Regions from separate parts of the Homo sapiens genome. Here region 2 is linked to region 1. A link is an interaction called in ENCODE POLR2A ChIA-PET data of the cell type or tissue named here. Cell type or tissue: GM12878. All regions are shown on one strand.

Region 1 (5,000 bases):
GGTACCATATAGATGGTTGGTGGGAAGAGGATGCAGAAAGTGGTGAGGCCAGGTGCAGTGGCTCATGCCTATAATTCCAGCACTTTGGGAGGCTGAGGCAGGATTGCTTGAGCTCAGTAGTTTGAGACCAGCCTGGGCAACATAGTGAGGCCTCTTCTCTACAAAAAGTAAACAAGGCTGGGCGCGGTGGCTCAGGCCTCTAAGCCCAGCACTTTGGGAGGCCAAGTCAGTGGATCTCTTGAAGCCAGGAGTTCGAGACCAGCCTGGCCAACATAGCAAAACTCCATCTCTACTGAAAAATACAAAAAATTAGCCATGGTGGCACACACCTGCAATCCCAGTTACTTGGGAGGCTGAGGCAGGAGAATCACTTGAACCCAGGAGGTGGAGGTTGTAGTGAGCTGAGATCGTGACATTGCACTCCAGCCTTGGTGACAGAGCAAGACTCTTGTCTCAAAAATAACAAATGAGCCGGGCATGGCAGGGTGTGCCTATAGTCCCACCTACTTGAGAGGCTGAGGTGGGAGGATCACTTGAGCCAGGGAGGTCGAGGCTGCAGTGAGACAAGATTGCACCACTGCACTCCATCCTGGGTGACAGAGTAAGACCTTGTCTCAAAAAAGAAAGAAAGGTCAGGAGATTTTTTTGTTTTGTTTTTTGGATTTTGAGACAGAGACTCACTCTGTCACCCAGGCTGGAGTACAAAGGTGTGATCTTGGCTCACTGCAACCTCTGCCTTCTGGGTTCAACCAATTCTCCTGCCTCAGCCTCCTGAGTAGCTGAGATTACAGGTGTGCATCACCACCATATCCAGCTAATTTTTTTTTTTTTTTTTTTTTTTTTAGTAGAGAGAGGGTTTCACCATGTTGGCCAGGCTGGTCTCGGAACTCCTGACCTCAAGTGATCCACTTGCCTTAGCCTCCCAAAGTGCTGGGATTACAAGCATGAGCCCCTGTGCCCGGCTAGGTGATGTATTTCTGACAGTAGTCCAGGCAGGTAATGCTAAGGACCTTAAGTTGGTAATGTGATAGCATGATTGAAAAGGCAGAGGGAGAATTAAGTTTACTTAATAGGTGTCTAATCAACAGGACCTTACAAGTTGAAGAAAAGATTTTCTGGTTTGAGTACTTATGAACACTGTGAAACTAAAGTACCTAGGGGAGCTCCTAAGTGGAGCTGCCCAGTAGGCAGATGATAGCCCATTTAGGGGTAGACATAGGATTAGGTAGTTAAAACTAGGAATGAATGAAATCGACCAGAGAAGGAAAAGTCATTGACAACAAAATTCTGGTTGTCTGCTAATTTAAAAAAAAATTTTTTTAGAGATGGGGGACTTGCTGTGTTGACCAGGCTGGCCTGGAACTCCTGGTCTCAAGCAGCCCTCCTGACTCAGCTTCCCAAAGTGTTGAGATTGCACATGTGAGGCACTGTGCCTGCCTGGGTATCTATATCTTCTAAATGGGGAGTAGCAGGAAAGGGACAGAACAAAAGGTGGGAGAATTGGGAGAATAACCAGTAAAAAGCATTGTTACAGAAGCCAAGGAAAGGGTGTTTTTATTTTTTATTTTTTTTATTTTTATTTTTTGAGACAGTCTCACTCTGTTACCCAGGCTGGAATGCAGTGGCGTGATCTCACCTCACTGCAACCTCTGCCTCCTGGGTTCAAGCGATTCTCCTGCCTCAGCCTCCCAAGTAACTAGGATTACAGGCACTCACCACCACACCTGGCTGATTTTTTGTGTTTTTAGTAGAGAGCACCTTGGGAGGCTGAGGCGGGTAGATCACGAGGTCAGGAGTTCAAGACCAGCCTGGCCAACATGGCGAAACCTCGTCTCTACTAAATATACAAAATAAATTCTCTGGGCATGGTGGCACACACCTGTAATCCCAGCTATTCAGGACGCCAAGTCATGAGAATCATTTGAACCCAGGAGGCATAGGCTGCAATGAGCCAAGATTATGCCGCTGCACTCCAGCCTGGGCGACAGAGCAAGACTCTGTTCTCAAAAAGAAAAACAAAAAACATAGTGAGAAGAGATGGTTTGGATTAATTATGTTTATAGGCCTAGAGGCAGAAAGCCCCTTTTATGCTTTCAAGGCACATTGTATTTAATGTTACTGTGGGAAGGTATTACTAATCATTTTCTCTTGCCTGTACCAAGTACCCCTTAGGTAAGTGATATTGTAGATCCTAACTAGAAAATCTTTTATAGGAGGGCAACAAATGGATGCCACAAGTTAGTAAAGTAAAACATACCCACTGATAATCCACATTTTTGAAAAGAGAGAATGGATTTGTCCAAAGTATTGGGTTCGTTACTATACAAATTTCTGTGGAAATATAGTTAAATCATTCAAGATAAATTATTCATATCATTAAACAAGCTTGTATAAATGTTATCTACATGATATTCTTTTTAATATGTTTCTTCTTCAGAAGCCTAAAGAAACTGTTCCAACTCTTGCTCCAAAAACTCTTTCAGTAGCAGCAGCTTTTAATGAAGATGAAGATGTAAGTTGATATCGAGTTTTGTTTTTTTACTTTAACCAGTTATTTAAGGAAGGTATTAGTGGCAAATTATAGGTTATAATAGTATTAGTGAATTTTCTTTATAATAGTTTTTGTGTCTGTGTGTGACATCCATAAAAACTGGATACTCTATTTTTGCATTTTATTTGGTTGTAAGATTATTTTAGAGTATTGTTGACTTTGGGGACAAGAAGCTTAAGGATGAAATCAGCAAATGTTTATTATGAGTAGTTTGTGCTAGGAAGTATGTAGGATCCAAAAAAAGAAAAATCTAATACTGTTGCCTTAATAATTTTTATAGTTGGGGTCTTCAGTAATGATACATTATGCATGCATTCAATTTTAAAAAGCCAACTATTGGCTAGGCGCGGTGTCTCATGCCTGTAAGCCTAGCTCTTTGGGAGGCTGAGGCAGGTGGATCACTTGAGGTCAGCGGTTCAAGACCAGCCTGGCCAATATGGTGAAACCCCATCTCTACTAAAAATACAAAAATTAGACAGGCGTGGTGGCACAGGCCTATAATCCCAGCTACTTGGGAGGGTGAGGCAGGAGAATTGCTTGAACCCAGGAGATGGAGGTTGCAGTGAGCCAAGATCATGCCACTGCACTTCAGCCTGGGCAACAGAGCTAGTCTCTGTCTCAAAAAAAAAAAAAAAAAAAAAAAAAAATGTCAACTATTGTGCTCACTTCCCATATCCCTAGGAGGGATAACAATTCAATAGTGCTGGTGATTCTGCCAGAAGTTCTACTCAAAAAGCATGTGGTCCAGAATGAGCATGAGATGCTTATCTGATAGTGTCTTTGTCCCAATTTCCTCATGCCCCTCACAATGTCGTTATCTTCCCATGTTATGAATGACCTATGGAAGTTTCAAGCATGATTCTGACTGATGTTTTTGTACTAGACTCTGACATTAAAACCTAACCCCCACTCATGATGTGACGTCATTGTGTAGCAAATAAGTGTTTCAGGATACATCAGTAGTTGTTCCCAAAAGCATATGTGGGCGTATATTCGTGTGTGTGTGTGTGTGTGTGTGTGTGAGAGAGAGAGAGAGAGAGTTTCTTGTTTCAGAGAGAGAGAGAGAGAGAGTGTGTCTTGCTTTGTTGCCTAGGCCGGAGTGCAGTAGCATAATCACAGCTCACTGTAGCCTTGACTTCCCAGGCTCAAGTGATCCTCCCACCTCAGCCCTCCAAGTAGCTGGACCACAGGCATGCCCCACCATGTTGCCCAGGCTGGTCTCAAACTCCTGGGCTCAAGTGATCCTCTGCCTTGGCCTCCCATAATGCTGGGATTACAGGTGTGAGCCACCACACAGCCATATGTTCTTAAGTGGATAAGACTTAATATGTTCAGAGGACTGGAGTGATTTGGGAAGAATATATATGAAGTAGATACTAAAACATTAGGCAGGGTTTTAGTGAATCAAGAAATAATTCTGTGGCCGCGCGCAGTGGCTCATGGCTGTAATCCCAACACTTTGGGAGGCCGAGGCGGGCGGATCACCTGAAGTCAGGAGTTCGAGACCAGCCTCAACATGGAGAAACCCCGTCTCTACTAAAAATACAATATTAGCCGGGCGTAGTGGTGCATGCGTGTAATCCCAGCTACTCAGGAGGCTGAGGGAGGAGAATTGCTTGAACCTGGGAGGCAGAGGTTACAGTGAGCCAAGATCGTGCCATTGCACTCCAGCCTGGGCAACAAGAGCAAAACTCTGTCTCAAAAAAAAAAAAAAATACTTTTGTAAGCCTAGCTATCAATTTTCAGGTCACAAGCAGTAAATACTGAGTAGCTGCATTTGACTGAACTGGAGAGTTTTGTAGAGGAATTTTGAGCAAGGGTAAATATTTAATGATTGGAGCCCAAATCAGTAAGCAGAAAATTACTGTAGTCATCAGTGTATTCTCTCTTGGACTTTCACTCATTCTATCCATTTGAGTGCTTTCTATATGTTAGCCACTGCGATGTTATAAAGATAAATCAGAAACGTTCACCTAGGAACTCAGCCTAGCAGGGCAGACTTAAATGTAAAACAGTACAAGATAAAAATCGAAAGTATCTGAATAAATGATACTGTGGAAATTGAGAGAAGGAGTAAAGGCCAGATACTAGATGCAGCAGCATGTAAAAGACCACTGGACTGGCAGTTGGAAGACCTGAATTAAGTTTGAGAAGCACTAACTTAAATAATATTTGAAGTTTCTTGGCATCTCTAACATTCTTAAGAAATCAGGTACCATTTGATTCAGCCTATTCAGATATGTACAGACTGTAGGAGGGAAGAACGATACAGGATGCAGGGAATACGTGCAAAAGTGCAGAGGTTGGAAATTGTAAGCACCTACATTACAACAATGGCTTACTTTGAATGCCTAACGATTTGGATATCTTTTCACATTATTTTACCCTTAATTTGTGAGTTGTGTGATATGTTTATTCATATTTTGAAAATGGAGAAATTGACTGGGCA
Region 2 (5,000 bases), 950 kb before region 1:
ATTTCAGATTGAGCCTATAATTTTACAGATTTGGATTCTAACTGTTGGCAATTTTCCTTTTAGTCTTATATTAATAATTGCTTCTAATTACTCAATATTATATACCAAATGATCAAAATACTTTTCAATGATTTTTGAGTGGGGATATTTGCACTTTTAGGTAACATTGAGGAAAAGATGCATCTGACATGTGTCCACTTAAAAGTTATTTATAGCCCATAAATATGTTAGAAATTTTCATTATGTCATGGTGTAGAGGTGAAGCCATCATATAAATTAAGAGTGACTCCAACTTTGTGCTTTACATATTATTGAAGCAATCTCTAATTTCAGTGTTTCTAGTTGTTGTCCCAAGAAGGAGCTGCCCAAAGCTGGTCCTGAGGAAAAATCTACCTTTTGGTCAGCTGTCCCTCTAATTATGATTTTTTTCTATAGCAACTACTTAAGTATTAACTACAGGAAGGCAGTGAGGTAGGGAGGCTTAAGTGATAATCCTAGGAAATAAACCAAATGACCCAGCAAACATTTATTGAGGCAACTAAACATCTAATAAATATAATAGAATATAACAGAACTCTTTGCCTTTCAGCTGTTATCCAGATTTCATAAAGCAGTCAAGATCAACATATAATTCAGTATCTATTAGGAATTTTTCATATTGTTTCTAGTCTCTCAGCCTAGCATTCTCTCATCATATCCACTTCAAAGCCATTATGTACCTTATTGTTGAAAGGTAAATCTTACTTGAAGACATCAAAGGAAGGAAATAGTCAACTGGTCTTTTGAAGTCCAGATTCAAAAATCAAGATAATAAGTGGTATCTGCCTAAAAATAATAGGCAATAATTTTTAATAAATTATAACTTTTAATAAAAATTAGTTATTGCCTAAAAATAATAGGCAATAATTTTAATAAATACTTATTTTTAATAAAAAATTTCTTTGTATTAAAGCGGGCAATCCAATGGCAGTCCGGTTGTGCAGTCTCTCTCTATATGGAGAGATAGAATTACAAAAAGTGACAATAGGAAATTGCAATGAAAATCTGGAAACCCTGGAAAAGCAGGTATGCCATATGACTCACTGATGGGCAACTGGAAGAAGTTCTGATTCCGTGCAGTTTCTGTTCTTCAGATACCTGATGGTCAAATCAATTCTTTTAAAACTCTCAAATTAGTAATAACAAAAACTAGTGACTAAAGCCACTCTTATTATTTATTTATTTATTTTGAGACCTAGTTTTGCTCATGTCACCCAGGCTGCAGTGCAATGGCACCGTCTCGGCTCACTGTAACCTCTGCCTCCCAGGTTGAAGCAATCCTCCTGCATCAGCCTCCTGAGTAAGCTGGGATTACTCATACCACCGTGCCCGACTAATTTTTGTATTTTTAATAGAGATGGGGTTTCACCATGTTGGCTAGGCTGGTCTCGAACTCCTGACCACAGGTGATCCGCCTGCCTCAGCCTCCCGAAGTGCAGGGATTACAGGCGTAGTAAGTAAGCCACCACACCTGGCCGCCACTCTTATTTTTAAAAGTTGACATCAGTTTGTGAAAAAGGACTGTTGTTTCATCAAATTTCAGCAAATGATGATCAATAGCACATTAAAAATGGCTTCATCTTTGTGGAAGTTTTGACTGGATATAGATCCCTGACATTTGAGACCAAAGGAAAGCCTCTTGATGGTGTAACTGGACCAGAATGAAGAGAAAGAAACTATTATCAAAGACCCTTGGAAACAGGAAACTCCAAACCTGATGCGGGTCTCAGGGCAGTATCTATGAGCAGGTGAAATAGAAAGTACATCTAACTAGATGTTTTTTCATGCAGATTAAATTATTTTGACCAAAGTTGTACCCAAATGCACATGCATGGAAGAGCTAACACTAGGGGACAAGCAAGGGGGAGGAAGAGGAAACCAACCTTTATGTACAGCCTTTCATGTGCCTGGCATGTTGCATATGTTATCACATTTAATCCTTATAAAACTTCTGTGAGTTGAATGTTATTCCCATATTATAAATAATTATAGCCAATAACACTTACTAATTGTTGAGCACCTACTGCATGCCAAATATTGTGCCAAATATTAATGTATTTATTAGTTTATCATATTTAATTTTTATAACACCATAAATAGGTATTAATGTACACATTTTATAGATGAGGAAAATGTGGTTCTGAGAGGTGAAGCATTTTGCCTAGTGATCACAGCTAAAAAGTGATAGAGCTGTTCTTTATTTTAAAGTTCACATTGTACTACCCTGGCTCCCTAATCACAGATGGGCAGGGTAGGGGTTGGGTGGGAACAGAAGTTGGAGAGTGGATGTGGCTGCCAACCACACAAGTTGTGCCAACCCACAGATTGAGGAAAGATGCTAAATTTGGAATCTGGCAAACCAGTGTTTGGTTCTTAGCTCTGCCACTTCTAAGCTGTGTGAAACTTGGTTGAGGTCCCTAACTTCTCCTGAGGGTGAACAACTCACAAAGTTGTTTTGCTTATTAAATGTGATAACACCTGTAAACATCTAACAGAGTGCCTAGCACATAGCAGGGATCTAGCAATTGAATTAGGGTTATTTGTTTCTGTCTACTGATTGGGTATTGTTTCTGACACTTACCCAAGTGTGAATAGCCTATAACACTGGTATAATTTGTGAAATGATGCTGCCATCTAGTGAAAACCAAGACACACACACACACACACACACACACACATACACACACACGTGCGCGCGCATGGACACCCAGCTTCACCAATGACAATATGGATTGGCATGTTTTAGCCTCACAACACAGAGCCCTGGGGCTAACTGGCACCTAGAGAGGTCATCTCGGCCAGTGCCTTCCAAACTACCAGTGCTGAAAAGCCAGTTCAAAAAATTTTGAACCCATTGCACACCAATATTTTTGTGAAATAATAAAAATAAATTACTGGAAAAATGAAATAAAAAATATGTATAAAATACAAACCAAAATTTTAGAACTGTTAGATTCAACAGCAAAAAATTGCTATATACATCTCTGACCAATTGCTTTCAGTTTCTGTGCTTATCTCTCTACGACCTTTGTAACACACAGTGAACCAGCGCTGGCCCATGGATACACTCTAGTAGCCCCAATCTAGCTAAGGCAGCCCCTTATAGTTAATCAATCCTGTCAAACAGGAAAGGCTGGCAAAACCACTGGTCTGCATGTACTTTGTCCTTTACACAAGGAAGGATGCAAACGTGGAAAACTGAGTGGACATGGTGTTCAGGAGATTGAGGCTCAGCTAAATTCCAGCTTATTTACCTGCAGTTGCTTACAAAGTGTTTGGACATAATTGTGTAAAGCTAGGGTTTTTTTTCTGGTTTTTAAAACAGGTAAAGGATGTCACAGCACCACTTAATAACATTTCTTCTGAAGTCCAGATTTTAACATCTGATGCCAATAAATTAACTGCTGAGAACATCACTAGTGCTACGCGAGTGGTTGGACAGATATTCAACACTTCCAGAAATGCTTCACCTGAGGTAAAACTCACAGAGCTTTAAAAAAAATTTTTTTTTTATTTTTAGAGGGGGTGTTGGGAAAGAAAGAGAGATGTCCTGAATACCACTCCTTATTCCACAATATGGTTTGAGCATGGTTTAAGTTGCTTAAAGGCATTTTGCATAGCACTCCTGAGAGACGCTCAAAGATTAAAAAAAGGGCCTCTTGTCCAAATATTTTATTTTAGGATATTCCTAATGATCATTATTGTGTTGTCTTTTTCTTTTGAGACAGAGTCTCATTGTGTCACCCAGGCTGGAGTGCAGTGGCACGATCTTAAGTCACTACAACCTCTGCTTTCTGGATTCAGGGGTTCAAGTGATTCTCAGGTCTCAGCCTCCCAAGCAGCTGGGACTACAGGCACACACCACCACACCTGGCTATCACATTAAGTCTTTTAGGAAGTCCTGGAATGCATAAGTCTACTTCACCTTATGAATATGTTTACCAACTACATTTGACCTTACCATCCCTAGTGCATTCCAAGTAAATAGTGTTTCAAGAATTTAATTTGGAACATGTGATTTTAAACTGCAATGCATTTCTATTAAGAATATTTACATTTTAGTCTTGGCTTTCTGAAAACTTTAAGCCTAGTTTACATTCCTGATATTTTAATTTGCTAAACCCTGGTACTTGAAAACAAGTATATTCAACATTTACTAATTGGTATAGCTGGATAGTGATCAAACAGGGCTACAAACCACCAATATGGACTCACCTTGTGTATAGGTTGAATATCAGCATGCCCTGAAAATAGCTACTCCTTTCTTCCATTCCCTTTAAATGTTTTGTTTCAGAAAAAAAAAATTGAAATATTTTTCCTGCTAAAAAGTAAGTGGGATTCAAGTTAATAAAAATGGAATTGAAAGAGAAAATATTGACCTCCAAATGTAGAATTAATGGAAGGATTAACAAGTAGGCAGAAGGGCTTCAACACTCCCAAAGAGGGAAGATAAATAGTAATCAAATGCCAAAAGATCATCTCTCTGACACACTCCTGAGTTATTGATTGAAAGAAAACTACAAATAATTTTACTAAGTCTAACAGGTATACTAAGTATAACTTAGTTATGCTAAGTATTATGAGCTGTAATTTTTAACAACCAGAGTATTGCACTCTTCTTATTTTGTTTCTGCTTTTGAATCCAAGCATTTGATTTTGTGTCCTTGGAGTTTGGTGGGGAGTCTGTGAAAGATCTTGCTATGAGGTCGAATTCAGGGACTTAAACCTCCTAATTCACTACCTTAATTTATATTTTCACTTTGCCTTATCTTGATTCTCTCTGTCATCTTATGTGGATCAAAGAATAAACCTTTAATTTTGTAAAATGCTTCCCTCTACATTATCATATCAGTGATGCCACTTGCTACTACAATGATTCATGATGATAATGATGGTGATGATAATGTATGATATATGCTTCTCTGATGATCAGTATCTTCTCTTTGGCAGGCAAAGAAAGT

Evidence for each region. ChIA-PET counts read pairs that join two places held together with the same protein. Peaks named below come from ENCODE experiments on the same cell type or tissue, not always from the same donor. Only the 100,000 strongest peaks of a DNase experiment are listed, where the experiment ranks them.
Region 2: POLR2A ChIA-PET joins it to region 1 with 5 read pairs; 2 of 35 experiments call an interaction of 5 or more read pairs at or near these places.

The regions. Positions count from the first base shown.
Region 1 is chr3:101,583,000-101,587,999 of GRCh38, forward strand. It overlaps PCNP (PEST proteolytic signal containing nuclear protein), which reads left to right. Exons shown (of 5, transcript NM_020357.3): 3 at 2,438-2,512. Among named protein-coding and RNA genes, the nearest start is that of PCNP, 11 kb to the left of the region's middle. In GM12878, no CTCF peak of the experiment used is centred here; no DNase peak of the experiment used is centred here.
Region 2 is chr3:100,632,313-100,637,312 of GRCh38, forward strand. ADGRG7 (adhesion G protein-coupled receptor G7) reads left to right here. Exons shown (of 16, transcript NM_032787.3): 4 at 953-1,065; 5 at 3,365-3,514; 6 at 4,990-5,000. Among named protein-coding and RNA genes, the nearest start is that of ADGRG7, 25 kb to the left of the region's middle. In GM12878, a CTCF peak has its summit at 2,700 (motif pointing left); a DNase peak (open chromatin) is centred at 2,659.